Regions from separate parts of the Mus musculus genome. Here all the other regions are linked to region 2. A link is a loop called in an ENCODE intact Hi-C map of the cell type or tissue named here. Cell type or tissue: left cerebral cortex. All regions are shown on one strand. Links, peaks and the distances in the headings refer to the core of each region. The heading gives the core; the rest is flanking DNA. Region 1 overlaps Nufip1 (nuclear fragile X mental retardation protein interacting protein 1). Region 2 holds the start of Tsc22d1 (TSC22 domain family, member 1). Region 3 holds the start of Tpt1 (tumor protein, translationally-controlled 1).

What was found. Hi-C counts contacts between places; a loop is a spot of excess contacts. Peaks named below come from ENCODE experiments on the same cell type or tissue, not always from the same donor. Only the 100,000 strongest peaks of a DNase experiment are listed, where the experiment ranks them.
Region 1: a loop joins it to region 2, with 2.3 times the contacts of the local background. A loop is called at or near these places in 3 of 42 quality-filtered maps.
Region 3: a loop joins it to region 2, with 2.6 times the contacts of the local background. A loop is called at or near these places in 2 of 42 quality-filtered maps.

What each region holds. Positions count from the first base shown.
Region 1 is chr14:76,116,051-76,126,260 of GRCm38, forward strand. Nufip1 (nuclear fragile X mental retardation protein interacting protein 1) reads left to right here. Exons shown (of 10, transcript NM_013745.5): 6 at 8,436-8,528; 7 at 10,088-10,210. Among named protein-coding and RNA genes, the nearest start is that of Nufip1, 10 kb to the left of the region's middle. In left cerebral cortex, for the core only: a CTCF peak has its summit at 6,039 (motif pointing right); DNase peaks (open chromatin) are centred at 4,629, 6,046 and 8,533.
Region 2 is chr14:76,411,293-76,421,502 of GRCm38, forward strand. It overlaps Tsc22d1 (TSC22 domain family, member 1), which reads left to right and starts at 4,529. Exons shown (of 3, transcript NM_207652.3): 1 at 4,529-7,717. The coding sequence starts at 4,791. In left cerebral cortex, for the core only: a CTCF peak has its summit at 5,092; DNase peaks (open chromatin) are centred at 3,358, 4,844, 5,656 and 6,203; H3K4me3 peaks cover 4,740 bases; H3K27ac peaks cover 3,378 bases.
Region 3 is chr14:75,839,241-75,849,450 of GRCm38, forward strand. Tpt1 (tumor protein, translationally-controlled 1) reads left to right here and starts at 6,016. Exons shown (of 6, transcript NM_009429.3): 1 at 6,016-6,216; 2 at 6,377-6,450; 3 at 6,963-7,153; 4 at 7,454-7,559; 5 at 8,004-8,120; 6 at 8,859-9,063. The coding sequence starts at 6,189. The coding sequence ends at 8,861. Gm4285 (predicted gene 4285) reads right to left here and starts at 5,724. Exons shown (of 3, transcript NR_045294.1): 1 at 5,534-5,724; 2 at 5,311-5,417; 3 at 3,678-4,742. Snora31 (small nucleolar RNA, H/ACA box 31) reads left to right here and starts at 8,683; the gene lies at 8,683-8,794. In left cerebral cortex, for the core only: a CTCF peak has its summit at 6,579; DNase peaks (open chromatin) are centred at 5,302, 5,932 and 6,610; H3K4me3 peaks cover 3,641 bases; H3K27ac peaks cover 3,183 bases.

The sequences.
Region 1 (10,210 bases), core at 3,540-8,539, 290 kb before region 2:
ATGGTGTTAGTTGATCGTTAAAAAAAAAAATCTTTATTAGATAGTGAAGTTCATTGAATTATTTTATAATGGTGATACTAAGAGAACGGTGGTAAGTTATATTGTATGAGGCTATTGAATATAGTTTGGAGAGATTTATAGGAACTTTCCAGTTAAATAACAGATATACTACACAGGGACTCTAGGGACTCTGAAGAGTCCATGCCACCTACTAAACGTTCAGTGGCTGGGGAAATAATGGGCTTCTAATATTTAAAGTGCACAGTACATTGCTATGTTTACTTTTTTGTCTGACCACATAGCTGAATGATGTCTTCTGCTACGCAGAACGGGGGCAGTGAACAAGATGGACATGTGCTTGTCCTTACCTGTAGAGAGTGCAGGACTCATTCCTGTGATAATGTTTAAGAGGTGTGAGCCTTGCTGTGTAACTTATGGCTTTGCATTATATTAGCAGAGATGGCGTAGTTGATGTCTGGCTGCAGTGCGCTTGGGAACAGTCTGCCTGGAGCTCCATTTGACTTCCTCTCACGTGTTTGATTCTGTAACAGAAGACAGGGCTAGAACTGTTAGCTTGATTGTGCACTTTGAGAAGCAGTTACTGTGTTAGTTTGTTTTCTGTTGCTTTGATAAAATACCCACAAGCAACTTAGGGAAGTTTAGTTTGGCTTATGGTTCCAGAGATTTAGAGTCTATAATAACAGAAATGGTGTGGCAGGCAGCAGGCAACTGCCTCGGGGAGCTGGCTGATCACATTGTGTTGGTAAACCAGGAAACAATGTGAGCTAGAAGTGGGGGTGAGGCTATCACCCTTGAAAGTGAGCTGCCGGTGACATACTTTGTCCATCAAGGCTTCATAACCTCTTCAAGCAGTGCCACAGTTAGGACTGAGTGTTTCCATACATGAGTCTTGGGGGGCAGTCTCAGTTAAGCCACCGTAGTACTGCTCTCTAGAACTAAGCTAAGGAAGGTCAGACACAAGAGCTCATTCACTTGCTTTAAATGTGTTCATTTGTAGCATTGGGATTGCACTTAAGGCCTTGCTCTTACTAGACAAACGTTCTGCCACCATGCCACAGTCTCTAGCTGTGTTAATTATTATTTTATGTGTCTGACAGTTTTGCTGGTATGTATGTCTGCACTACATGTGTGCTTAAGTGTCTGAGGAGGCCAGAAGGCGGCATTGGATCCCCTGGAACTTGGAGTTATCAATGGTTGTGAGCCACTATGTATTTGTTGGGAATTAAACCTGGGTCCTCTGGAAGAGCAGCCAGTGCTTTTAATCTCCACCAACTCGTTAGCTTTAAAATCGGGACTGGCTCCGGTGTTCAGGCTATGTTAATTCAGGTAGTAGCCCAGGTTGTTTGAAGTCCTGATCCTTCGTCCTTAGTCTTCTTAGTAGCTAGGATTACAGGTCCTTGCCCTCCAGCCTGACATGAAATTAGTCTCAGAGTTTGAGAAAGCTACCTGAACCTCTTAAGCATAGAGCATAGCTTGTAAATACAGCCACTCTGTGGCTTCTTGTTTTACCTCTTATGGCCCCACCTCCCCACTAGCACTGGGCTCTTCTGTCTTTGTTATGTGTTGATCAGATCTTTCCGTATTATTTTGTATAGAAGGATAAACAAGTAGTGACTCCACCTTCTGTCTGACACTCAGGGTCTGGAAAGCTCACAGCAGGGATAGTGAAGGTGGTTCCCTGCTAGCTGGGATAGAAATGACCTGTTGGACACTAGCTTTTCTCTGCGGTAGTTGGATGACTTGGAGGCTGCTGGTCTAGTTCAGTGGTGCTAGCTTTCTTTATAAATGTTGAATTCTTTTGAGGGATGTGAAATGGCTTTCCATCCATAGCTCTGATGGTTGCAGTGAGCCCTTCTGGTCTTCGCACGAGCCCCATCAACATCTGAGCTCCACTGTTCCATTTTTCTTCCCTGACCTGCTTTCTAAGCTCTGTTCAGAAAGCCACACAATTGTGATATACTCTGCAGGTGAACTGGTGGTGCTCGCCCACTTGAGGGACTGACTAGACTAGTGAGAACCTCAGTGTTTTCTTGGTTCTCCTGTGGTAGAAAATGAGATGTTCATTTTGTAGTTGTTATTCTGTTACACAAATGACCGGCTGTACAATTGCAACATTTGCCAAGCACATTTTCTCTTAGCTAAAGTGTTGAAACTCTTAGAATACTGGTAATCACGATTCTAAATGTGGGCTGTCCTTCAGGTAAAACATTTCTACATTATTTCAAAGATTTTGGTATCGGGTAGACTTTTTGTCTATGTCACATGGCCTTTTAGACCGTTTGATGACTTTTGTGGGTTTGGTTTTTGTTGTTCTTGTTGTTTTTATTTTATTTTATTTATTTTGCAATTTTTTCTTTCTGTTTTTCTATCTTAAGGCAGACTCTTACTAAATATACTAAATAACCCTGGCTGCTGGAACTCACTATGTAGAATAGACTAGTCTCCAACTTATGACAGCCCTCCTGCCTCAGTGTCCCAGGTATTGGGATCACAAGGGTATGTCACCAAGCAGGGCTGAACTCCTCACTTGTTCCTTTTGTTTTGATGCTGCTTCTGTCTCAGAGGGAGACCTTCTCCATCCCTGAAGTCCTGCACACTGGCTCAGCGACCAGACTCCTGCCTCTTTTGGGGTTTTCACAAAAAAGCCTTGGCCGTCTTTAAATACTGTGCTGTGTCCAGTATTGTCCCATTTTGGAGAGCTATTTTGCATTTTGTGTTCTTGAATAAGTTAATATTGGACCAGTAAGTACATCTTTTACGTGGCTGTTTATGTCACCCAGTGCCATAGGTAGAAGTGGTGTATGTGATGTATGTAAATGGGGCTTGAAATTATCTATCTATTTATTTATTTTGGTCTTTTGAGATAAGGTTTCTCTCTATATCCTTGGTTGTCCTGGAACTCACTCTGTAGACTAGGCTAGCCTCCTACTCGGAGATCTGCCTGTCTCTGATTAAAGGCGTGTGTGTGTATATTCCTGGGGTGGAATTCAGGTTGTCAGTCGTGGTGGCAATTGCTTTTATCCTCTGAGCCATCCAGTTGACTCACTGCTGTGGTTTTTAATAACAGATTGTTATCACTAGACAATCAATTTAAAAGCCTGCATTCTTAAGTGGCTTTTCTCTCTGTGAAGGTGAACTTTGCCCCCTTGTGGACCATACAGCAAGTGACTCAAGGAAAAACAGTCTCTGGTGGAAGAGGTGATTGTCAAGTGCTAACAGGAAATCTTAGACCATTTGTTAATGGAAACCGTGTCTTTTACTAGTTTCTTGGTAATATTTATCTTGAAGGTTAGAGGTAAAGATTTTTAACTTATTGTACATCTGTGTCTATATATGTGTATGTACGTGGGTATGTGCATGCCAAGGCAAGTGTATGAATCCAGGTCAAAGGACAACTTAGAAGTTGATTTTGTTTTTCCACCGAGTGTGTTGCAGGAATTGAGCTCAGGTCATGAGACCCAGCCACAGGTACTGTTATCAGCTGAGTCTTCTCATAAGCAGGCATTTTGTAATTGAGAAGTTAAACATTTTGCTGTTTATAGCTAAGATTCCCAAAGCCAGAGACTTTCACTCTAATGGGAAATAGTGAACAAATATATGAGGTGCCTAGAAAGCTACATGCTATTGAAACACTAACAGTAACACGTGGGGATAATACTGCTTAGCCAAACAGTTCTTTCATTAGGCAAGAGGAGGCTTTGGAAAGTAGATTTGTTTGGGAGGGCTTGCTGTGAAAAGTGAGCTACCCACCCTCCACTCCACACCTAGGGTATAATACACATAGCAAGTAACTTTTTAAACACCGTTATATGGACACTATCACAAGTAGCCATAGAGAGTGTTACATCCTGCCTCGCCCAGTTAAATCATGCCTTCCCCGACCACTTAGCAATTGTGGTTCTGTACTGTCAAATCATGTATGTGGCACCATGCAGCATGTAGACTTCTGAGGTTCAGAAGTCATGCATGTTGGGTGTAGTACTAGTTCATTCTCATTTCAGAGTATTTTTCTGTCCCATTGTATCGCTCTATCAATGACAGTGGTTTCTTCATCTCCCACTTGAGAGGCGGTGAGAGTATTTTGGCATTGCTAAAGCTTCCATAAACATTTGTGTGTGCGTTTGTGCTTTGAATATAGGCTTATGTTTGTATTGGATAAGTACCCAGAAGTGGTGTTGGGTGGTCATGCAGAGATTATATACTTCACTTCAAAGGAAACTGCCAAACTTGGTTGGGGAGAGGTTTGGACTCTAGCGTTGCTGGTTGACCTAGGGAAGCATTCAGAGGAAGAGTGCCTGAAGGTCTGCATCAGTTAACTGTGTCCTCCAGGAGCCTTGCGTCCACGTCTTACTTGAAAGCGGCCCATCCTTCCTAGGAAAAAACAAGCTCAAGGTACTGTTGCTGCTGCTGGCGCTGGGGAGACTGCACTGCTCTTCACTGCCTGTTCTGATTTTGCCTGACAGAAGGTTCACATCTGTTCTCATATTACTCCCACACTCTAGACAACAAAGGAAACAGAGCCTAGTTTTCAGCTTCTCATTAGGAAAGCAATAGGTGTGCGTCAGCTTTAAGTAGATTTCCATGCAGACCTCATTATCTAGAAGTAGACTGTGTTAGTGGGCGTGAACTTGGAATGTCCCCCAAACAGAATTGCCAAAAGGGAGAATATGCAGCTGTGTGTTACTGTGCGTGGTGACACAGTTTTAAATTGGTTGTGTTTCAGAACTATGAGTGAAATTCATGGGCAGCCCCTACTCTCTAGAATAAAGGAGGGCTGGGACAAAATTTTCCATGCTTTCCATGACTTCTCTCACGTAGAACTTTCAGTGTAGATTGCAGGTATTCAGTGACCATCGTCAGAAGTGCTGGGAGATGAATGGGTGCAAGATACTGAGTGATGAAGTGGAACTAGGGACTTGAGAGCATGAGGGGTGCCAGAGAGGACACGGGAGTGGCGGTTGGGGTGACATTTATTGTACCTGCGATGTTAAGTGTTCTGTGCACCTTTTAATTCATCTGAGGTTCTTTCACATCTTACTTCTTGGGTCTTGCCCCTTCAGGTATTCAGGAGCGTTAGTACATACTCATTAGCAGGATAGGGAACTAGGTGTGGGATGTGTGTCGGTAGTCCTGGTGTTCAGGAGGCTGGGGTGGAGTGTCTGACCTTGTGCTGCTCTGCCTGTAAAATATAGAAAGCAAGGCATTTTAGAAAGGGAGAAATGGGGTAGGTTGGCAGGAAAAAAAAAGACATGGGAAATATTTTCTTTATTTTGGTTCATTTGATAGATTTATAAGACATGTACTCTAATATTAAGCAGTTTAAAAATATTAAATTTTATTTCTAGCTATCTATTCTCCGCTTATTTTATCTTTATTTTTCAATGTGTATTTTTAAAGAACTGAAAGATTCTTAGATTTGTTTTATGTGTGACTGGGTGTTTGCCTATGTGCTTGTTGTTACCACTTGCATCCCTAGTGTCCAAGGAGGCCAGATGAGGATGCTGGGTCCCCTGGAGCTGGAGTTACAGTGGTTGTGAGCCATGAGGAATTAAACCTGGGTCTTCTGGAAGAGCAACCAGTAACGGCCTTGCTATCTGTTCAGCCCCAATTTATTTTATCTTTAAACTTTCATTGTATATATCCATATAACATCATATTGTGTTATATTCAGACATTTCCATTGCAAGTATGTATTTTACATTGCATCAGTCTCAGATTTTGAAGAGTGTACCCTAAAATGAGTGAATTCCACATTGGTACAACAAAATGCTTTTTAATTTGAAGGTTACTGTTCTAGTGAAAGGTGCTCTTCTGGAGGAAGCCAGTGTGTGTTTTGGCACAATAGAGTGCTAACATCTGTGTAGCCATTCTGCTAGAAAAGTGAAAGAGACCCTGGACTATGGATTTAAAGCCAGGAAAAAAAGTTACATCTTTATGTTATCTTTCAGACTAACCAAAGTTGGAGGGCCCACTGTGCTTACAAAGTAGGAGAGCCTGTCTCCCAGGCAATGTCCACTAGGTGGAGCTTTTCTCTTCCCATCGTTGCCCCTGTCTGCTGTTCCCAGCTCAGGCTGAGTTCCCTGTCTACCTCTTATTAATGGGTGTATGTTTCTGACGTTCAGAAAGACTTTGAAATTAAACTACAGTGGCATAAGCTTGTGTTCGAGCGGTTTTTAATAAAGAGAGAGAGAGGAGCTGTGCTCTGTCTGGGATAGGCCTAGGAGAAACAGTAAGAGTAGCAGCAGTTTGAGTGCAAGGAAAGCATTGGCTTACTGTGCAGAGTAGCAGTTTCACCCACTAGTGGACTCCATCCTGTAAAGACATCAGTAGGACGCTGAACTGCCCCCTTTGCATGGAGGGCATTGAGTAGCCCTGAACTTGGTGCTGAGCCACCACAGGGCCTGTGGTGTCTGGCTTCTCTACATCCTGTCTACAGATGGGGAACAGCTGTCACCCATTCTCCCTGAAGGCTGTTCTCTAAGCATTTCTCTCATCTTTTACAGGCGGGCATGCAGGGCATGGCAGAGATTTTGGTTTCTTTAAAAAATACAAAGAGCCCACAAAGTAGCTCTACTAAGGCCAGCTCCACTGCCACAGTGCTAAGGTCGGCTCCACTGCCACAGTGCCTGTCTTCCTACGAAGGCTTTACTTTCCCCCCTCCTCATCAGCTTGGAGTTTCTACTGAGCCACTCCAAATTTTATTTTTCCTCAGCATTGCCCTGAATGTCGGGGAAGAGGTCACGCTCATCCAAGTGCCAAGAGTCCACTTTGTGAAACCTTAGGTCATGCTTGCTTTTCACGAGTATCTGTTGTTGTCAGGTTCTCATCTTGTACGACCTTGCTCTTTGCCTGTTGTGCTTATTCATAGCCCGTGCAGTCATCATCTCTTCTTTATGGACGGCCACTATTTATAGCTGGGTACATGCTTTGCACTGTCCTTACTGAAATTCACTGCCTTTCCCCATTCTCTCTCCACTCCCCAAAGCCATTTCCAGTCTTGTCTCCAGACTACGGGATAACTGACAATAGTTGTCACTGTCTGTGCTCCACGAGCTGATAATGCGGGTGTGTATGTTAGTTTAGTGCTAGTGACGGTCAGACCAAGGGCATGTGCATGCTAAGCATTCTCCCTCTGAGCTATGTCCCCAGTCCAGTGATAGATGGAAGAAGTGGCAGAACTTTAGTTGGTGTTTCTGATGATCATCAGCCTGAGTGGTGAGGGCTGTGTTTCACTCCTTCATGTTTCCTATACTATGAAGATTTGTTTCATTGCCAGATTTTAGGGCTGGCATCTCCATACATCTTGTGCTAAGAAATGGAATCAGTGGTGTGCATTGCCTAGGATTCTCATTCATTCATTCTCTCTCTCCCCTTTTTTCTTTCTTTCTTTCTTTCTTTCTTTCTCTTTTTTTTTTTTTTTTTTAGACAGGGTTTCTCTCTATAGCTCTGGCTGTCTTGGAACTCACTATGTAGACCAAGCTGACCTCAAAATCAGAGATCTGTCTGCCTCTGCCTCCTGAGTGATGGGATTAAAGGTGTGTGCTACTTTGTCCAACAAAGTGGTTTATTTCGTGTGTATGAATGTTTTGCCTGCATGTATGTCTCTGCACCATGTGTGTACCTGTTGCCCAGGGAGGTCAGAAGAGGATGTTGGGTTCCCTGAAAATGGAGTTACAGATGTTGTAAGCTACTAGGTGGGTGCTAGGAATTGAACCTGGGCCCTTTGAATAACAGTCAGTGCTCTCAACCACTAAGCCATCTCCCTAGCTCTTTAGAACTTTTCTGTGGTTTGCTATCACCTGTTGGATTGAGTACAACATTGTAGGTTGAGCCTCCTTTGGCAACTCAGTTCCCTGTAGGCAATTTATGTTTTATATAAAATAATTCCCTGGTGGTAGTGGCCACTCTTTCTGTGATCTTGAGTTGTTTGTATTACTTAGCTTACTGAGAACAAACTCCAAACCTTTCCACCGAGTGCTCTCTGTTGGCACTGTTTCAGACCAGTTGCTTTCATGTGCATTTCTTTGTGGATTTCATTTTGAAATAATTCACCCCACCCAAAGAAAAGTGTATTCTCCTGGGTGCAGCTATGCTTAGGCTTTTTCTGTCCTCCTTAGTAGACTGTTGTTTGAGAATGTCTCTTATGTTGGTGACTTTGTGTGTGCATGGTGTATCTCTGCAAGAGTAATTGGCTAGGCAGGTACTTTCTCTGTGTGTGGTGCATGCTAAGCAGAGACGTTAGAGCAGTTCGCACGTGCTGCGTGAGTTAGGCAGTTGTAATTCTAGCACACGCTCCTTACCTGGGTGCAGAGTTGTGTGGACAGCTGAGACACTGACACATGAACTGCATTTTCTCTCTTAAATTTTAGAAGCAATTGGAAGTTTGTGATGTTTTTACATTTTTTTTTCCCTAGAAACTACCCAACTCTGGCCAATATTGAAAGGAAGAAAAAGTTACAACTGGAAAAGGCAAAGAGAGGAGAAGTGTTGACAACCACACAGTATGGGTGAGTTCCTGGACGCTGTCCATGTGCGTCCTCCGCGCTCCTTCAAAAGCTTGTGCTTAAGAGGAAGAGAGGGAGCACGCCAGCCTCTTCATACCCCCCCACCCCCGCTCCCATTCTGACTGTATCTTAAATACGCTACCTTGTACATGTGGTAGGGTTGGAACAGTCCTTTCCCTCCATGCTGCCCTGTGCTCCTTCAGACAAGCAAACTCTTATTTGGATGTTTGTAGGAAGTGTAACCAAGGATGCCCCACAGGATTGTTTCAGTCAATCACCTGTTGTCATTCAAGCAGTTAGCCAGTTGCTTATTAATAAAAAGTAGATCTGTCATACAGCCAGCCATGCTCTCCTGTCAGTAAAACATGAGGTCTCCTTTCCCTCCACTCTCACTTTCTTTTTTTTTTTTTTTTTCCACTCTCACTTTCTTGTTCAGAATTTTTCCATTTTATTCTACTGGCCTTACATATACAAATCCTATATGCACTACTTGTTTACATATACAAATCCTATATGCACTACTTGATGCTAGCGCTCTCTCTGTCTCTACCTCTCTCTCTCTGTCACACACGCACATGCGCACACACGCACACACGATCTTTCTGTCTGTCTGTCTTTCAGTGCTTGGTAATGTTACTAACAATATCCAGCATCTTATGTACTTATTCATTTGGCGAAATATCTCTTCAGGTATTTGTTTTTAAATTTTCTTTTCTAATTATGTGTATTGAGGGGGCTCTGAATTGTGCGCATAATTACAATGCCTATAGAGGCTATAAGGGGGTGTGAGATCTCAGGAATTAGAGTTAAAGGCGATTGTGAACCACCCAGTGTTGATCCTGGGAACTGAACTCCAGTTCTGGAAGGGACTGATGTGTTCTTAACCACCAAGCCGCCTCTCCAGCCTCAGAGGGCTTGCCGTCCTTAATTTTCAGGAGTTATAAATTTGGTTGCATACATATTGATGTGGAGTGGCTTGTATACATTAGGGATGTACTTCTTAACTTTTCTTGTATCAGGAAGTACTTGTCACTGGTATTTGGGGTCAGGATGGTGTCAGACACATCTGCTGGTGGTGACACAGGTCAGACACAGTTCAGGACGTGGTGGCTAGTGCTGTTAACCCTAGCTGCTTACTTGTTAGGTGTTCTTCGTTATACAGAGCTGTCAGGCATCATTGTCCTTTTACTCAGAGGACCTACTTGAGTGTTTCTTAAAGAGAAGATCTGCTGAAGGTGACATACTTATAAATGCTTTGCAAACCTTGAAGCCCTTAAAAATAAGTAATTTTTTAATGAAATAAGAATGGGTGTGTTTTATAAGACATGCTTACATACAATCTGAGAATGGCACACGCTAAGAAAATCTGCCAGTGATGGCACAACAGAGCCCTATTTTAGGAAATACTTGGAAACTTGTAGCTAGAAGTGAATGAGACTTAGGTTGTGGGGTGTGAACCTTTAAGTCTGGGCCTTTCTTTAATTTGGGCTCTTTCTGTCTTAGGGAATAAGTGGTCAATTTAACATCCATGTTTCTTTTGCTCCATTTTTTTCTTACTTCAGCAAAATGAAGGGCATGTCCAGACATTCACAGATGGCAAAGATCAGAAGTCCTGGTAAACATCATAAATGGAGAAGAGGTGGGGCTAGGCAGAGAGCAGTCGTTGGACTAGGAAATCATGCCAG
Region 2 (10,210 bases), core at 2,329-7,328:
TGCTAATTGCTCAAATGGGAAAGCATTTATGGTATCCTATACAGAAAATATGCCTTCCTTACGTATGATTAACACCTTTCTTCCAAGCATTTGGCATCTCTTTCAGTCAGTAAAGGCTCATCCAATGTAACCAAACCATTGCTCTGCTCACTAATGCCCAATTCCTTCCTAGGTGGCCATACCAGGTCCCTACAGTTTATGTCCTTCCCTGGAATGTCTCTGCACTAGGAGAAAACTGTACTTATAGATTCTCTGGAGCTGTCTAGCTAGGAAAATTCAAACTCGTGTCTTTGGTAGAACTTAAACTTGAGTTGAGTGCTTGGGTTGACAGGATCTTGAACTATGTTTTGGTGTGCAGGCTGCCAGGGTTTGCATCCTGGCCTGGCTACTAGCCAAGCCCTAAGACCACAACTTCTCTTCCCTCATTTGTCAGATGGGGACAATTATAGCGCCCACTTTACACAGTTGTGGGGATTAAGTGAGCTGAAACTCTTAGCACATAGAACAATGGTGTAGTTATAGAGAGCATTAAGCATGAGCTGTTATTATTGGTGAGATCTGGAGGGAGATATGGGGACTGAATCCAGGGCTTTCTGTATGCTATAGAAGTGCTCTACAATGGAGCTACATTCTCATCCCATGACTAAAGCCTTTAAAAAAAACAAAACAAACAACTAAATAAACATTTTTGGGCGGTCTTACACCAGAGCCCAGATTGTCCTGGAACTCACTATGTAGTCCAGGTTACCCACAAATTTGGGCACTCTTGTCTTGGTCTCCTGAGTACTGGAATAAGATATCATCTCAGCTCTTGACTTAAAACTTTTTTTCTTCAAGTTATAGGTATATAACAGAAACTAGAGTAACAAGGACTCACTATATAGCCTTGACTGGCATGGAACTCATTATAAAGACAAGGCTGGCCTTAAACTCGGAAATCTGTTTGCCTCTGCCTCCCCAGTGCTACGACTAAAGGACTGAGCCACCATGCCCAGCTGGCTTTAATCTGTTTGAAACCTCTCTTTTGAATTTCTCCTCCCAATCAGAACCCAGTGGGATGCTGGGTTATCAGAAGGAACACCTGCATCCGATGAGGCCCTTTCTACACGGCTTTCCTTTTCCAACTTTGCATAAGGCTTTCGTGTGCTTTACTTTTTAGCTGTATCATCAAAGTGATAGCAGGCATTGCCTTGGCCAAGGGGTGACAAACTGCCATTTGCCATGTAAAACTTTGACTTAAGGCAACGTTTTGAGATCTAAGGGACATGTGGTTTCTCACTACAGTCCAGAGAAACGTCTTTCTGTCCATCTACATCCTTCTGCAGCTTTAGTCCATTAGGGCAGCTTCTAGTGTCTATTAGAAAAACTGCTGAAAGAGCATGTCCAATATGCATTTCAGAAAGTGGTGAGTCACTTGCAACAAAAGCTGCTGGGGGTTATGTTCACAGACACAGGTGACTTCCAGATAGTGCAAGACAAAAGATCTTTCTTTCTTTCTTTCTCTCTCTCTCTCTCTCCCCCTTTCTTCCTTCCTTCCTTCCTTCCTTTTTCTTCTTCTTCTCTCTCTCTCTTTTTTGGAAATACAGGTCTCCCTATGTAGCCTGAATGACCTAGAACTTAAGGTCCCCCTGCCTCTACCTCCTCAGAGCTGGGGTTACAAGTTATGCCACCATACCCAGTGAAATGATTAAATTTGTAAAATACTCAAATGGCTTCAGTTGTTTGAAAGTACAGGTATTAACATACTGAGGCACAATGCAGTTTTATGTTTTTCAAAATGACTTATCATAATCTATTACTTCCAGAATTTGTGAGCACATACTTTTTACCTAGCAGAGAATTCTATATTAGGAAGTGGACAGGCTGGTGAAGGCTTGTAATTACAACGCTCCAGAACCTAAAGGCGGGGTACAGTGAGTTGAAGGTTACTCTTCCATCTCTATTGAGACCCTCAACTCATTTAAAAAAATCAAAATAATGTGAATTTCACCTGTTTTGTAGGGGACATGTATGAGGTGGCACGTGTGAGAGTTTGGTACAGACCAGATAAAGGATGCCAAGATGTCAACAGTATATAGGTGACATTCAAACTCTTAATGTACAGAATGAGGGGTGTTAAACTGCTGGTAACAGTTTTTGGTTTTCTGTTTGTTGGGTGTTATCCTTCAGAAACGAAATTGGTGATTTCCCGAGTCAGAGGTCTCTCTTCTGATCAATTTGTATCCCTGAAACCTAAACTAGAACAGAAACAAACCGCTCTCAAACAACCCTTTTCACCTCAGCTTAAAAAATTTCCTGGGTGAGATTTACATTCTTGGTTAGAAGCAAAGCCCTGCTTTGAGAGGTTTTGACATGTAATACTTCGGAGGCAGCTAACAGAAAATTGTCTCCAAGCAAACCTACCTAAATCCATGAAATCTAGTTTTAGTTAAAAAGAAAAAAGGGGGGGGGCACTTTACCAGTCTTTTTGCTTTTCTAGCCCTAAAAGGCATTCTTTACAAATTTCCTTTAAATTCCACTAAAACCAAGCCCTAACCTTTTACCTCTCTAAGGGCCACAGCAAGGACACAAAGACAATAAATGGCTGGAGGGAAGCTCCACCTGTTGGTTGGTTAGCTGGCAGGGCCGGCTAGCTTCTTCCCACCCGATAAGGAAGGACAGCAAGGATCACTCCCTTTTGTAAGAGCCTTCCCTTGGAGGGGCTTGGGAGATTCCCTGCAAACATCCGTGCCACATGCTAGCAGTCTCGACCCTGCCCGTCGAAGGGCGAGGGACCGCGTGGCAACTACCACCGCTCTGCACAAAAGGTACCACTGCTGTGGGGGAAGACACCCGATTCTATCGGGGCATCCCCGGAAGGGGCGAGGGCGGTGCGGGTCGAGGGGGAGGCCAGGTTGCTGCTTGGAGAAGGAGGAGGAGGAGGGTTCCGCCACGCGCCGAGGAAGAAAGCCTGACTCATGTCGTGGCAGCAGCGGAGGGCTCCTGGGAGCTGCAACTCGTGATGCTGCTGTTGCTGAGGAGAAAAGCCTCATTACCCGTTCCGCAGGCCGGGGCGGGGGAGCCACCGCCCCAGGGCGCGCACACCCGAGACCTAGCGCTCCGCACCCGCCTCGCCGCCGGGGTCCGCGTGGGAGACAGCAGCGGACACGCCTAACCTGCGCGCACGCGCGCGGCGTGGTTCCCCCCCCCCCTCCCAGCCCCACCCCAGCCTCTCCACGCGACCCGGATTCGCTCGCTCGCGCGCCCGAGTGCCCCACCCCCCACCGCCCTCCGGCGTCGGCGACTCCGCCGGCCTTCGGTAATTTCCGTGGGAGACGGAGCCGAGAGCTCGGCGCGGACCGAAGACAGGCCACCTCCCCTGGTCAGACCCGGCTTTATGTCTGCAGCGCCGGCGCGCACGCGCAGACGCCATCTTCCCTCCTCTCCTCCACGACCCCTCCCCCCTGCCACCTCCTCCTCCTCCTTCTCCTCGGTCAGAGCTCGACCCTCCTCCTCTCGCGCTGGGGCGCTGGTCCCTCCTCTCTTGATGCCGCGAGAGACCAGGGGATACGGAGCAGCCCGAGAAGAGCACTAGTAACAACCATCACAGCCCCCTCCTCGCCCGACGCCCTCCCACTCCCCCGCCCCGCGCCGCCACCGACCAACCCCACCTCTCATTTCTTTGAACGGCGTCGGCTGCAGCCGCTGCACCAGCCCCGTCTGGCCGCCACCGCCGCGAAAAGGAGCCACCGCCGCCCGCGGCCCCCTCCCTCCCTCTCTCCCTCCCTCCCGGTCGCGGGAGCAGCTCGGTGCCGAACCAGCCGGCGGGCCGAGAAGAGGACGCGAGCTCGCCCCTCCGCTCCCGCGCACGTCCCGCCGCCCGCCGGAGCAGCCCGGGCGCCGGCGCCCTTCCTCTCCGAGGACGTGTGGCGAGCCGAGCGCCTGCCCCGAGGGAGGAAAATGCTCGGGCTCCATGGCTGCCAGTGATGGAGCGGTCCCTGGGCTCCCGCTGCTGCTGCCGCCACCGCCGCCGCCGCCGCGCCCCGGCCGCGCTCCGCGAGGATCCGGCGTCTCTGCGCGCCCGCCCGCGCCTCGTTGCTGGGCTCACCGTACCGGGCGCCCCGCCACCGCCCCGCTCGCAGCCGCGCCGCCCGGGCCCCAGCCGCGGCCAGCCTTTCCTCCCGGAGCAGCCGTCGCGAGCCCAGGGGGTTTGAGAGGGGCCGCGGGCCGTGGGGGGAGGCCCGAGCGGGGCCGGCCGCGCCGGCAGGGGAGGTTGGAGCGACGCTGAGCTCAGGGCTCGCCGGCGGCCGCGGCGCCGGGGGTGGCGAGGGCCGGGGCGACCGCTCGCTCCGCGCTGCCTCGGTGCAGGACGAGCGGAGGGGCTTTTGCAGCGGCCGTCGCCGCGGGAGGAGGGGGTTGAGCTGGCTCCGGAGTTGGCCAAAGAAGGTGGGCATTTCTCGCTTCTCCTCGCCTCCCCCGCCCCCTCCTGGGCTCCCCTCCCTCCCGCCCCGCACCCCACGTGAAGCGGAATATAAAGGGGGGTGTGTGACTGGAGGGGGAAGTGAATGGCGAAGGACTGAAGGGGTCCCCCTTCGGTTCCCCAGCCACCTGGTTCACCCGGTTCATCCTCCCTTCCCGAAGTTAGCCCTCGAAGGCACGAGCAGCCGGCGCCTTCGGCAGAGGAGGAGGAGGAGGAGGGATCGCGTCGGGCGGAGCTTCAGGTCCTGTTCGTCTCTCCGGCTTCTCCATACAAAGATTACGGTGCAGAAGGAAATTGCACTTGCCTCCTCCGCCCCCCGGTACCCAGCACAATGCACCAGCCGCCGGAGTCCACCGCCGCGGCGGCCGCTGCTGCAGACATTAGTGCTAGGAAGATGGCGCACCCGGCAATGTTCCCTCGAAGGGGCAGCGGTGGTGGCAGCGCCTCTGCTCTCAATGCAGCAGGTACGGGCGTCAGTGGTGCTGCTCCATCTTCTGAAGATTTTCCTCCTCCTTCGCTGCTCCAGCCGCCGCCTCCTGCTGCATCTTCCACGCAGGGACCCCAGCCTCCGCCTCCACAAAGCCTGAACCTCCTCTCGCAGGCTCAGCTGCAGGGACAGCCTCTTGCGCCAGGCGGAACTCAGATGAAAAAGAAAAGTGGCTTCCAGATAACTAGCGTTACTCCGGCTCAGATCTCTGCCAGCATCAGCTCCAACAACAGCATCGCGGAGGACACCGAGAGCTACGACGATCTGGATGAGTCGCACACGGAAGATCTCTCCTCTTCCGAGATCCTCGACGTCTCCCTTTCCAGGGCCACTGACTTAGGTGAGCCTGAACGAAGCTCCTCAGAGGAGACTCTGAATAACTTCCAGGAAGCTGAGACACCTGGGGCAGTCTCTCCTAACCAGCCCCACCTTCCTCAGCCTCATTTGCCTCACCTTCCACAACAGAACGTTGTGATCAATGGGAATGCCCATCCCCACCACCTCCATCATCACCATCACCCTCATCATGGGCACCACCTTCACCATGGGCACCATCATTCATCACATGCTGCTGTGGCCGGTCCATCCATTCCCGGAGGGCCACCCTCGAGCCCAGTGTCCAGGAAACTCTCTACAACTGGAAGTTCTGATGGTGGTGTGCCAGTCGCACCTCCTCCTGCAGTACCATCGAGTGGCTTACCAGCATCAGTGATGACGAACATCCGTACTCCAAGTACTACAGGAAGCCTAGGTATAAATTCGGTTACTGGCACGAGCGCTACGAATAATGTTAACATTGCTGCTGTGGGTAGTTTCAGTCCCAGTGTGACGAACAGCGTGCATGGTAATGCTAATATAAATACAAGCAATATCCCTAATGCTGCTAGCATAAGTGGTGGGCCTGGAGTTACCAGTGTTGTTAATTCGAGTATCTTGAGTGGCATGGGCAATGGTACCGTTTCTTCCTCTCCTGTTGCTAACAGTGTCCTTAATGCAGCTGCAGGTATCACTGTGGGAGTGGTTTCCAGTCAGCAGCAGCAGCAGCAGCAGCAGCAACCAACAGTTAACACATCGAGGTTCAGGGTTGTGAAGTTAGACTCTACTTCTGAACCCTTTAAAAAAGGTCGATGGACTTGCACAGAATTCTATGAGAAGGAAAACGCTGTGCCAGCTACAGAAGGCGTGGCCGTCAATAAAGTGGTGGAGACGGTGAAGCAAACCCCCACGGAAGCATCGTCCTCGGAGAGGGAGAGCACTAGTGGGAGTTCTGTGAGCAGTAGTGTGAGCACACTGAGTCACTACACGGAGAGTGTGGGAAGTGGAGAGATGATGGGAGCCCCGGCTGTGGTGGCGCCGCAGCAGCCGCCGCTACCACCAGCGCCTCCAGGTCTTCAAGGTGTGGCTCTCCAACAGCTAGAGTTCAGTAGCCCTGCTCCACAGAGTATTGCGGCGGTTAGTATGCCACAGAGTATTTCTCAGTCACAGATGTCACAAGTACAGTTACAGCCTCAAGAGTTGAGCTTTCAGCAGAAGCAGACTCTTCAGCCTGTCCCTCTGCAAGCCACCATGAGTGCCGCAACTGGTATCCAGCCTTCCCCTGTCAGCGTGGTCGGCATCACGGCGGCTGTAGGTCAGCAGCCTTCTGTTTCCAGCCTGGCTCAACCGCAGCTGCCATATTCTCAGACAGCTCCTCCCGTGCAAACTCCTCTTCCAGGGGCACCACCCCAGCAGTTACAATATGGGCAGCAGCAACCAATGGTTCCTGCGCAGATAGCCCCAGGCCATGGCCAGCCAGTGACTCAAAATCCAACTTCAGAGTATGTGCAGCAGCAGCAGCAGCCAATATTTCAAGCAGCATTGTCCTCTGGGCAGTCCAGTTCCACGGGCACGGGGGCAGGAATATCAGTGATTCCTGTGGCTCAGGCACAGGGGATCCAGCTGCCAGGGCAGCCCACAGCAGTACAAACACAACCTGCAGGGGCGGCTGGGCAGCCCATTGGCCAGGCTCAAACAGCAGTGTCCACTGTACCAACTGGCGGTCAGATTGCAAGTATCGGTCAACAGGCAAACATACCCACTGCAGTACAGCAGCCCTCTACCCAAGTTACACCTTCAGTTATTCAGCAAGGTGCTCCTCCATCTTCACAAGTAGTCCTACCTGCTCCAACCGGGATCATTCATCAGGGAGTTCAAACCCGTGCTTCAAGCCTTCCACAACAATTGGTCATTGCACCCCAGAGTACCTTGGTAACTGTGCCTCCCCAGCCACAGGGAGTAGAAACCGTGGCCCAAGGGGTTGTTTCCCAGCAGTTGCCCACAGGCAGTCCTCTGCCCTCTGCTAGCACTATTTCTGTTACAAATCAGGTTAGTTCAGCCGCTCCTTCTGGAATGCCTTCTGTCCCAACAAACTTAGTTCCACCACAGAATATAGCACAACCCCCAGCCACCCAAAATGGCAGTTTGGTTCAAAGTGTTAGTCAATCTCCCTTGATAGCCACTAACATAAATTTGCCTTTGGCACAACAGATACCACTAAGTTCTACTCAGTTCTCTACACAATCATTAGCTCAGGCCATTGGAAGCCAAATGGAAGATGCCAGGCGCCCAGCGGAGCCCTCCTTAGGCGGCTTACCTCAGACTATGAGTGGTGACAGTGGGGGAATGTCAGCAGTTTCAGATGGGAGTAGCAGCAGCCTAGCAGCCCCTGCTTCTCTCTTCCCGTTGAAGGTGCTACCGCTGACAACACCCCTGGTGGATGGCGAGGACGAGAGGTAAGATCACGTGCTTCTGCAGCCATCGGGCAGTTCCAAGTTAATCTCTCAAGTAGCAATACAATACGTGTGGGTGCAGTTAGTCTGAAGATATATATATACACACATATATATGTACATATATACACACATATACATATATACATATGTATATATACCTACACCTTTTCGTTTGCATGTGAGAAGTGCATATTCATGGTAAGTTTCCCAGAGGAAGAATGTCACGGAATGGTTTCAGAGTGGTTGGGAGGCAGACTAGGTTATGACAGTAATGTTCACGGTAGTTATAAAGTGTAAGTGTATATGCCAAATAGACTTGGGGCTACCAGGTAGCTTTTATTAGTTATAAAGTGCTTTTGAGAAGATTATGAAAAGCGGCTTACCTTTTGTTACCCCACGAAATAGTTAAAGCTATTCTTTGGAGCTACTAGAATCTTTATGGTGATTTCTTGTTGGGGGTGTGGTTGCCACGTCTGTTCTTGCGGTACAGCCCTTTTCTTTCCTAGTATGTTTGATCTCACGCTGTGAAAGATACAGTTACCTGCTTGCCCTCCTAAGGCACTGTGGGAAAGATGACCTAATCTGGGTGATATAGGCTGCCCTCAGACTGTTGTTAGCTTCTGTAAACTCTGTCGGAACAGAAGAGGAATGTGCGCCTTAAAGCGTATTTTCCAAGGGCAGAATACCTACATTTATCCTTGGTAGTCAGTAATGCTGTACAGTCTTGTCTTCTGATAGTAGATAAAAGTGGTAGCCATTTTAAAGAGTGAGGTCAGTCTTACAAGGGCTGATTTTATACTGGTTATCTGTCCCACCTGTTTTCTCTTCTCGCCAAAAGACAGACAGGCTAAAAGGCAGTATTAGGCCAGCATTTTTTTTTTTTCCAATTATGCTGGAAATAATATGCTAAATCACACTTGTGAGTCAGACTGTGAACTTTGATTTTATATTACTTTAAGATTCTTTCTTTTTTTTTTTTTTAAAAAAAGGAAAGTTCTTTTTGCAAGTTTGCCAGTATATATAAACAGAGAAGTATAGTAGTTGTAAAAAGACTTCTTTTTCACTGAAGTTTTGAAAAAACATTTAAGATAGTTAATTATTTTAGGATTTTTTTTTTGAGATATTTGACATTAAACTTTCAACTATTCTAGTTGAAACATTTATATTCTATTTGTATATTTGTGGGTTTACTTTGAAAAACTGAAAATGTTGCAAAAGAGTTTTATAAAGAGAAAACAAGGCCATGTGTTCTGGTGAAGTTTTCACTATTTTTTTCCCAAGTCATTTAACATTGAAACAGGTGAAAATACTTTTTTAGTTTTTTTGTTTTTCTAATAGTCATATACTTAAATTTTGTTACTAACTAAATGTAGTCCTTACCCTCCTACAAAAGTACCTCACAAGATGGACTGTTTCGTGCAATTATAACTATTGTTCAACCTTTAATTTTATCTTTATCATTCTGATCCTCACCTGTAATTTTAGTTTAAGGAACTATTTACTCTAATTTTTTTGTTTCCTAAACCAAAAGGGTGTGAACTGAGTGAAGTTCCTTGTTAAAATAACTATATAATACAGATGTCAACCTAAGATGTGAAAGACAGATGACATAGAGACATGACATTACCACACACTGGTAACAAACCTGGGAAGGTTTTCTTAATTACTGTCTGTGAGCTCCTGGGAGGGCTTCCTCCTTTGTTTTTCCTCCTGTTGGTAGGGAGATGGCAGGCCTGGGAAGACCTGCTGTCCACAGTTAAGTCAGAGGATACTGCACACTGGTTTTTATCCGTAGAGTGAATCCCAGTGTGAGAGTGCAGAGCAGTTTCCTAAACAGATGCGTAGTGACTGAGGTCAAGGCGGGTCAGGAGTCACTGGGGTAGAGCTGTGTTCCAGGGAAGCACTGGGAAGCAATTGTCTGCAGTAACCAACGGAAGCAGTCCTCAGACGGTCTTTGAACTTTATTACAAGTTTGTGTCAGTTGACATCAGAGTTGAGTCATCAAGAGTGGACACACTGTTTGCCAGGTGTCCAAGTTCTCTAAGGTCGGAGTGTCGTCCTCCCCCCTCCCCCTCAAGGAGCATGCTGGACCAACCATCCAGGTCTAGTTTTAATTGTGATTTATTACAGATTGTTTTTATCTCATTGTAGTTTGATTTAAAAAAAAAAACTTAAATTTGCCCTTGGGAGATAATTGGGAAATACCTAGGAGAGGCAAAAGTGAACCAACCTTAGAGCTACTGCCTGTCCTCCGTGCCAGCCTGTGTCACCTGCATCCTTCAGGCTTTGTCACCATTGATATCCTTTGGAAGAAAGGGTTGTGCCCTCATTTCATTTTATGACCCAGGAAGTAATGTTAGCATGGAAATGTTTGGTGGCAGAAGAGAGAGATTATCCTTGAGTAAATATTGCGATATACTCTATATATTGTGATATACTCTATATATTGCGATATACTCTAGCACTTTAGATGTAAATGCTCAGTCAGACACG
Region 3 (10,210 bases), core at 3,474-8,473, 570 kb before region 2:
AGTAAAACCCTGAGACACAGTTATAGAGAGGCCAGAGGCCTGCATCAGGTGTATTCTATCACTCTCCTTATTCTCCCAGTTCCAGCCAGGCTGTCTGGAAGCCCCTGGATCGTCCTGCTGCTGCCTACCATCAGAGCTGACGTGCGTGCCACCATGCCTCCCTTTTACGTGGTACTCAGGTCCTGTCCCTTGCGCAGCACGCTCTTCACTGGCTAAGCTGCCTGCCCCAACCTGTGCCTTTTTTCTTTTTGTAGAGGGCCTGAGGTCCTCATGCTCACCGCACTAGGGAAAGCAGGACCCTTAAACTCACAGGCTTTTCTCTTCAATGGAAGGGGTTGATACTTGTTCCCACCCAGAAAGCTGGGGTTAGATGTAGTTAATAACCTGGTAATCCCTGCTATTGGCAGGGCCAGGCCCCACCGGAATCTTCCAGACTACTATGCTTATTATTTCCCCGAGCATTATTTCTCTGTCAATAGAATCCATTCTTATGAAAGATGTCCCATGTATTTGCAAGACTTTACTATTATGCTTATTCCATACCCTTGCTCCCTTGACCCTTATCTGGAGCAGCTTTCCAATCAATAAAACCCTTTGGGGGGGGGGTCCGAGACAGGATTTCTCTGTATAGCCTTGGCTGTCCTGGAACTCACTCTGATGACCAGGCTAGCCTTGAACTCAGAAATCCACCTGCCTCTGCCTTCCAAGTGCTGGGATTAAAGGCATGTGTCACCACCGTCCTGGAATAAAGGAGTTTCAATGTGGTCATTGCCTTAAAATTTTATTGTGATAATTGTCTTGAGAAAACCCTTTTCCAAAGTTGTACTGTAAATATGTCAAAAATAAACTGCTTAGGATCAGACTCGAAGTCTGAACCAACACCATCTAATGAAGTCTGTCAACCCAGAGTCCCTTCTTCCCTCGTGAGAATCACTACTCTACCAGCTGTGGCACTTCAAGGACCCCTGCATTTTTGCCTTTTATTTCCATAGACAACTAGATGCTCCCTTTTTTACATGGTTAAATTTTCTTTTCTCTATGTAGTCTTGGCCGTTTTGGACCTTGCTATGTAAATTAGGTTGGCCTTGAACTCACAGAGATCCTCTCAAGTGCTGAAATTAAAGGTGTGTGTGTGTGTGTGTGTGTGTGTATACCACCATGCCCAGTTTAGAGAAAAGTTTTTCAGTCAGGTCTTCCTCCCTCAGGAAACACTCCCTCAGCCGGCTGTAGTGGCTATTCCTGGTTGTCAACTTGACAATATTTGGAATGAACTACAATCCGGAATTGGAAGGCTCACCAGTGACCCTTATCTGGAGGCTTGGAGATCCTTATCTGGATCTTGGTTTGAAGATCTTGAGCCATAGTGGCTATGGATTCCAGAAGATTGAATCTCCGAGTTAAGGAACACACCTTTAATCTGGGCTATGCCTTTCATCTGGGATTAAAGGTGTGGTGGAACACACCTTTAATCTGGGCTACACCTTCTGCTGGAGACAATATAAGGACATTGGAAGAAGGGAGTCTAGCTCTTGCTCTTGCTCCTTCGCCTGCTTGCTGCGTGAGACTGAGTAACTGCTAGATCCTTGGACTTCCATTCACAGCTGCGACTGAACCATTGTTGGGAATTGGGCTGCCGACTGTAAGTCATCAATAAATTCCTTTACTATTTAGAAATTATCCATAAGTTCTGTGACTCTAGAGAACCCTGACTAATACAGAAATTGGTACCAGCAGAGTGGGGTATTCCTGTGACAACCTGACCATGTTTTGGGGAGGTCTGTGGAAGGACTTTGGAACTTTGGTCTTGAAGATCCATTTGTTGTTAAGAGCTCTGTGGGATGTTGTGTAGGAGCTTGGAAGATAATGTTGAGAACAGTGCAGAAGATGGAGGCCTGGCTTGTGAAATTTCAGAGGGAAAATTAAAGACTCTTTTCAGGGCCATTGCTGTTTTGATTGTGAAGATTCTGTAGTTCTGGTTAGCTGGGGCTGAAGAATCAGCTGTGATTAACAAGATACCAGAACTACTAAAGCAAAAACTTTGCATTACTGGGACTATTGATGCTGGTTAGCTGGAGCTAAGAAATTAGCGGTGATTAAGAAGAGACCAGCATCATTGAGGTGACATCTTCTGGGAAGTGTTTTCTGAAAGCACAAAGAGGCTGTGTTCCAGAGATAGCCAAGGTTGCACTCCTGCTGCAGCGGGACTTGGTAATATGTAAGGGTCACCCAGGTGGTACTGGTTTTGAAGGCATGGACTTACCCGCCTTTGAGATGGATATCTACAGGAACTTGGGCAGTGTGGACTTCCCACGCACTGCGGATGGTGACCTGGCTGGCACTGTGCACCCTCAACTGCAGGACCATGACTTTGAGCCACTGAGGCCTGGTGAACCCATCTTCAAGCTTTTCAGCGGAGAAGACGTACTGTATGAGGGGGACTCCATTGTGTACCCTGTGTTCATTAATGAGGCAAGCCAGTAAAGAACATCCCTCCATGGCCTCTGCATCAGCTCCTGCTCCCTGACCTGCTTGAGTTCCAGTCCTGACTTCCTTTGGTGATGAACAGCAGCATGGAAGTGTAAGCCGAATAAACCCTTTCCTCCCCAACTTGCTTCTTGGTCATGATGTTTGTGCAGGAATAGAAACCCTGACTAAGACAGCCGGCTAACCTGCCAAAAGCAGGCCATTGAGCAACTTCCTGCTCAGGGAAAATCAGCTGATCTGCCAGCCCCATCCACAAGGGCTGGCTTGAGGCTTTCTCTCTTCAGCACCTGCACTTTGAAAGGGTATCAAGTTCTTTCTTTTGGTTACTATTTTGGTCTCTCTCAACCTGGCTGCACATGGACATTCTCTGAAGATTTAAAAAACTCAGATGCCTGGATCCCACCCCCAGAATTTCTAACTCTACTGAACTTGTGTGCCGGCTTGACATCATTTTTTCCCCTCAAGTTCCGACTGCCAGGCAGGTGGACTACAGATCTATTGACCTCTAGACTGTTCACCACTGTCAATGTGACTTTAACAGCCCTCAATATTAAGTTAGAGCTCAGCTCACCACTAGATAAGTCCCGCTGTCCATTAGAGTACCGGTCACTGATCTGACCACTACACTACAGTTTCACCTGGATCATTATAGTTCCACCGTGGGCCCTTAAACTACAGTCCAGCCCCCCTTGACTACTGGTGATGGGCACGCTTGCCTGGAACTTGCTACTGCCAGGCCGGAGGCCAGTTTCCCCATACTGTAGCACACACTGTTTACTTTTACTATGGTCCATTGTCTTCTGTGTCTTTTTTTTTTTTCCTTTGTTTTTTCAAGACAGGGTTTTTCTGTGTAGATCAGGTTGGTCTTCAACTCAGCTCTGCCTGCTTCTACCTCCCTAGTGCTGAAATTAAAGGAGTGCAGTACCACCATGTCCAGCTGGATTCACTGTATTTTTTTTTTTCATTCAGAGTTTGAGCCAGGCAGTGTTGGCCCAACTCATTTAATCCCAGCACTTGGGAGGTAGAGGTAGGTGGATTTCTGAATTCAAGGCCAGCCTGGTCTACAAAGTGAGTTCCAGGACATCCAGGGCTACACAGAGAAATCCTGTCTCGAACCCCACCCCCCAAAAATGTGTATTTGAACAGAGTCATTAGGCACTCTCAGAATAAGGGAATAATCACAGAAATGCTATTCTATTTTTTTTATTATTTATTTAATTATTTATTTTTGAAACAAGCTCTCACATAGTCTAGAACTTGTGTGGCTGAAAAGGGCCTCAAACTCCTGCTCCTCTGGTCTTCACCTCTGCATCCCTGGGATTATGTGTGCTGCAATACAGCTAGTCCTCCCCTTCATTCATTTTCATAGTTACTCACTAGTCACTTAGTTTTCTCAACCTTGATTTAAAAAGCACTGTGGTGTCAGATGCTATGCATGTCTTTGTCCCAGGACTGAGAAAGCAGATGTGGGGGGCGGGGGGGGGGGCGGGAGAATGAGAGAATATCACATTTTCTCAAAGGAATAGTCCAGGTTGCCTGGTTCTTTATCCATTTTCTGACCCAAGGAGTGTTCCAAATTCACCTATGTTCTAATCACGAGACCACATCCTGAGTGATACTTTCTACTCCAGCCTGTAAGGCTTTTCTCACTATTAATGGTATTCTGAGATAAGAATGGTTGGCTCACACCTGTAATCCTAGCCCTATTGAAGCTAAGGCAGGAGAATTTTGATTTCCAGGCCTGTCTGGCCTCCGAAATCAGTTCAAGACTGGTTTGGGCTATGCAAGCAGAGGAGGTGAGAGGAGAGGTTAACTGAACAAAAGGCTTTTGGACCTGACAGTAATAACTTCAGGAATATTATGAAAAAAAATCGGGAATTGCATACATATCCCACATATTATTTATCACCTGTTAAGTATGTCAGCCTCTCACTCATCTTATTAAATTCACAGAAATTCCATTTCATACTAAAGCTCAAAGAGGGTGAACTTCCTGAGATCGTGGGACTGGTAACACAGACAAGATGCCAGCACTGCTTAGCTTCAAATCTTCAGCTCTCTTTCACCATGGTTTTGTTTTTTTTTTTGTTTTTTTTTTTTGTTTTTTTTTGTTTTTTAATTCTTCAATGAGCCGGACGGTGGTGGTGCACATCTTTAATCCCAGCACTTGGGAGGCAGAGGCAGGCGGATTTCTGAGTTCAAGGCCAGTCTGGTCTATAAAGTGAGTTCCAGGACAGCCAGGACTATACAGAGAAACCCTGTCTCGAAAAAACAAAAACAAAAAAAAATTTTTAATGATGTTAAAAAAATACATTTGGGCATAAAACTGGAGAAAATAACAGAAAAATCCAAAAAGAATATGTTTGGGGATCTATGTAAATGAGCATTTTTGAATAATTTGAAAATGAATACCTGGGATGTGCAAATAAGATTCACATAACTCAGAAATAACTGAGTTTTGAGACTGCTAAGTCATAGCCCCTCGGTTCTATGTCTACGTTTTCTGATGTCCTTCACTTTTTTACTGTTACCCCGTGTCCTTTAGAGTATCTAGGAAAGCAGCAGACCACCGCATCTTAAGTGGACGGTTTTTCTTCTGCTCTTTGGCTAGAGTTTTATTCCTGAATGGTTTACTCTGTGCTTGTAACACTTTGTTAGTGTGAACTGCCTTCTCCTTTGACATACTAACCTAACCTTCTGTCCGAGGGCAGGCAGGGCTGGCTATGTCCTTCTTAAGCGAGAAAATTGCAACACTAGGGTTACAACGGACTATAACCAAATCTGGAAGGGAAGAAACTGTGATTTCATCCTGCCATACATGTTTACCTGAACGGTGGGTCTCGGAAGTTGTATGTTGTACTTCGTGGTGGATGCGAAAGCCCTTCAAGTGACCCGGGCAAGTGGGAAGCTCCTTATTTTGGGTCTGTTTAGTCCTGCATCGCCAGGAATAAAAGGGATAAAAGTGACAATACAGAACTGTCCTAACAAAGGACACCGTTTGCGACCAAGAGCAGAACAGGCCAGCGAAGAGCTGTCCGGCCAGACCCACCGCAGGCTTTCACTTTCGGAACCCACTAGAGGACCAGTCCCCAGGACATCTCCCTCCGCGAGCAAAACCGGTGCAGTCTGTGGGCAGCCAAGGACCGGAGGTCGGAGACCCGGGACACCAGCCCGGCGCCATCCCCGTAGTCCCCGCAGGCTCAGCGGCGCGCCCGACAACAGTCATCCGATTCTGCTGACATTTTCTTTCCGAGAAAGGGGTGGGAACTGAAGCGGCGTGGCGGGAGGCGGGGCGCAGTCACACCCTGGCCACGCCCGGGCGGCGACTCAAGCGTCCGGCCATCGGTCGGCCGCAAGTCCCTTCCCGTCCCAGCATGCCCCGGGCGCACTATCCGCACACCGCCCCCGTTGCCCCGCGCACCCAGGGGCACTCCGCATTGTGTCCCAGCAGAGTCCCCGGATGCCCTCCCGGGGCCGGCCGGGCGTAGCCACGCCCCCGCACCGCCCTGCGTTCACGTCACCGCTGACGACAGTTCCGGGGGAGCCGCGGACGGTGACGTAGCCGAGCGTGCCCTCTATATGAGGTTGGGGAGCGCCCGCGTCGGCCTTTTCCGCCCGCTCCCCCCTCCCCCCGCGCGCCGCTCCGGCTGCACCGCGCTCGCTTCCGCGCTGTCAGGCTAGCGCCGCCGTCCCCAGCCGTCACCATGATCATCTACCGGGACCTCATCAGCCGTAAGTCCCGGCGCCCGCGGGCCTGGGTGCGGGTGGGCACCGGGGAGGCCGGGGACACGAGCGCAGAGCTTGGGCCGGGAGCCGCCGCGTGCGCCGAGCCCGGCGCGGGAAATGGCGGGCCTTCGCTCGCTCACGGGCGGCTCTCTCTGTTCGCTTTCAGATGACGAGCTGTTCTCCGACATCTACAAGATCCGGGAGATCGCGGACGGGCTGTGCCTGGAGGTGGAGGGCAAGGTGAGCGGGGCGCCGCGCGCGGGGAGGCTGGCCGCCTGCCTGCCGGGTCGGCCGAGCCGGGCCGGGCTGGGCTGGGCGCCGCGGGGAGGCCGCTGGAACTCGTGCAATCCTCGCTGCCGCCTCCAGGCGGAGGAGACGCTCTTGCGGACCTTGGGTTTTTCTAGAAAAGTGGAGGCGGAGCCGAGCCTGGAAATAGGTCCGCGAACTCAGCGCCATCCTCTTTCCGGGCGAACGGGGACATATTGTCTATAAGACAGGTTTGCGCTGTGCGCGCTTAACCCGTGGCGACTCGAGAGAGGCCACAGCAACTTGGTTCCGCTTGATGAGAGTGACCACCTCTCTCAGTCCGGGCAGCGACTATTTGGGGGGAGGTTAAGATGTTTCAGGGAGCTGACTGATCGTTGCCGGACCTTTTTTTTTTTTTCTCTTTTTTTCTTTTTTTTTTTTTTTTTTTGCCCCTTCGACTAAGTTGTATTGTCTTTTTGTTTTGTTTTGTTTTCTTCTAAATGTAGATGGTCAGTAGAACAGAGGGTGCCATCGATGACTCGCTCATCGGTGGAAATGCTTCCGCTGAAGGTCCGGAGGGCGAAGGTACCGAAAGCACAGTAGTCACCGGTGTTGACATTGTCATGAACCATCACTTACAAGAAACCAGCTTCACAAAAGAGGCTTACAAAAAGTACATCAAAGACTACATGAAATCGTAAGTGACATAAACACCCCGTTTTGGTGGTCAGCTTCCTAGAAGAAGTTGGTTGCTTAGGTAGGAAGGGCTTAAGAAAGGAGGGTCTTTTGTTATACAGTGAAGGTTGATTTTCAATAATGTGAGCAAGCCGGTAGAAAGTTACTTTAAAGGTAATATAGGAATTACATTCTTTTAAATGGTTTCTTGTCACCTAGTAAACTATCATTTTGCTAGAAGACATTACCTATTGGAGCTTATATTCTTACTTTACTGAAAGATTATTCAGTATTTTGATGACCTGTTACTTTACTGTTTTAGACTCAAAGGCAAACTTGAAGAGCAGAAACCAGAAAGAGTAAAGCCTTTTATGACTGGAGCTGCAGAGCAGATTAAGCACATCCTTGCTAATTTCAATAACTACCAGGTAAATGGACCAAAGGGTTGTATAATAACTGTGGGATCCGAAAAAGTCTGTTTGCTGTCTCGTACATGGCTCTGGCTGTCCTGGAACACCCTTAGACCCAGTTACCTCAGCCTTCTGAGATGAAAGTCTCAGCCCATTTTGTGTAGCACCACACCAGGCAAGGAGCTGGTATTAAAATGATAGGCATTGCTTTCTTTTCATTGAGACTGTTATCTGTAGACCAGACTAGCCTTGAACCCAGAGGTCTACCTGCCAGTGCCTCTTAATTGCTGGGATTAAAGGTGTGTGCCAACATGGCTAGCATATGTGTTATTTTTGAGAACTAGGGGTTTTTCTTGCCAAATTTTGGCCAGGGGTTATTCTGGATCTGCTTTTTATAGTTTGATTTTATATTTGTGTGTATAAGATAGTCTAATTGTAGGTTTTTGTTACGTGTTTCTTAAGTTTTTTATTGGTGAAAACATGAATCCAGATGGTATGGTTGCTCTCCTGGACTACCGTGAAGATGGTGTGACTCCATTCATGATTTTCTTTAAGGATGGCTTAGAGATGGAGAAATGTGTAAGTATCTTTAAATTAGTAGTGTCAAGACAGGGAGTGCAGCAGTGATTCTTTGCCATCTGCAGGTGGCAGGCCTTGTAGATTGTGAGATCTTTATCCTGTGGGAGAGTAGAGCCTTGAACATGAAAGGGGCTTGAAGATGAGATTAGCTGGCTTGCTAGAGTGCTCAGGGTCATGTGTGTAAGTAGTTTGACACTGGCCTGGGATAAACTCACGTAGAATGAGTGTGGTCTCTGCCCCACGGTAGTTCAAGTCCATTTCATATTACATGCAATAGGATGTTTCAGTGTTTACTGAGGTCAGTAAGAAGGAATACAGAAATGTCTGTTTTATAAGGGACTGGTGGAGACAGTGTTCCTTGTCCTAGATTTTGGAGGCTTTTTTTGTAAGCACAGTAGAAGGTGAGTTTAGAGATGTACTGGAGAAAGTGGGTGACCGCCTGGGACAGTGGGGTAGGAGTGTTATTCAGACAACAGCTGGTGTTTGTCAGTAGAGCACTGGAGTGGGCAGGAAGATGGGTGAGTGCTGCCAACTCGGTGAGGGTCTGCATCCACTGATAGACCTCGAACAGTTTGTGGTTGTTCTTCTGGTTTGCACTAGGATGCAAAAGGAAACTCTCCCTGCGCTTCCTGCCTGCCTTTGTGGCAGTTCAGATTGAATTAGGGAGTACATCTACATGCTAGGACAGTTATAAGCTCAGGCTGGGGCAGTTGTTAATGCCATCTCTTTGTTTTGCAGTAACAAATTGGATCTATCACCTGTCACCATAATTGGCTGCTGCTTACCATCCATACAACACCAGGACTTAGGACAAATGGGACTGATGTCATCTTGAGCTTTTATTTTGACCGTGATTTATTTGGAGTGGTGGCATTGTTTTTTTAAGGAAAAAAAACATGTCATGTGGGTTGTCTAAAAATAAAGTGCATTTAAATCCACTTAAGAACTCTTTGCTGTGATTGTGCTGACCCTGTAGTCTGAGAAGCTAGAGCCTGGTTGAGCATCGCTAGAAAGCTAAGCCTCTTCAGTTAACTGCTGCAGTGGGGACTCTACAAGACTGGAGTGTGTGAACTCAAGAATCTCAGTTACAGTGAAGGGAGAGGTGAGAAGTGGACCCTGACTTTCATCACCTCCAGTGGAAGAGCTTACCAAAAGCACAAAAAGACCAACTAGTTGGAGACAAGTACTGTCTGCTCCTGGACTAATGTCAGATTCCTGGTAACTAGAATAGAGGTTGCCAAGCCTGGCCTGTGCCACTTTAGAGTTGTACAAACAGGGCACAGATCCATCGGGGAGTTCGGTACCTGGTGGGGTGGGATACAGTGAATACAGCGTAGTTCCTTCCCGGGAGTGCCAGCAGCCCATGCTTACTGGGGTAAGGTTAGATGACCCAGTCACCTGCGGGAATTGGGTCTTGGAAAGCCTAGAACTGCATAGTCTGCTGTAGGAGTATTAACATGCTTTGCTGTCTAAGGTTTGTCCAGTGATAGAAGCCTTAAAAAGGTACTAAACTTAAGAGGGTACTAGCACCTCTGCAATATGAAGCCCAAATAACTGGATACTAGGTATTGTGATGAAGGGGAAGTGTTGCTAGGTCTAGGAAGCCACTTAGCTGTCTTTGAATTTTAATGGGTCTTGAGGTCACTGGTCAGAAAGAAACTTGAGAAAAGTTCTAGTGCTAGCCCTAGAGAAGTGAACACAAGACAGCAGAAGCTTGGTAGGGGAGGAAGACCAGAACTCAATAGTATACACATTTCAGATTATGAGTAAGCATATATGTGTTTGTGCACGTGGCTGCAGATGCCCATTGTCAAAGGAGAGATTTCCTGGAGATGGACATAAGTATAGGGTACCAAAGGGCCCTGCTGAGCCTTCCTTGACTGGTTTGGGTTGTTTGTTGAGAGTTTCTCTGTATTCCTGTCTTGGAACTTGTTTTGTAATCTCTTGAGCTCAAGGCCTCCCAAGTGCTGGGATTAAAGTGAACAACAAACAGGCTGGGAAGATTGGTTTTTGAGACAGCTTTTACATCCAAGGTTGACCTTAAATTGCTGAGGATACTTTGCCGTCACCACCCATGACAATAGGCACGT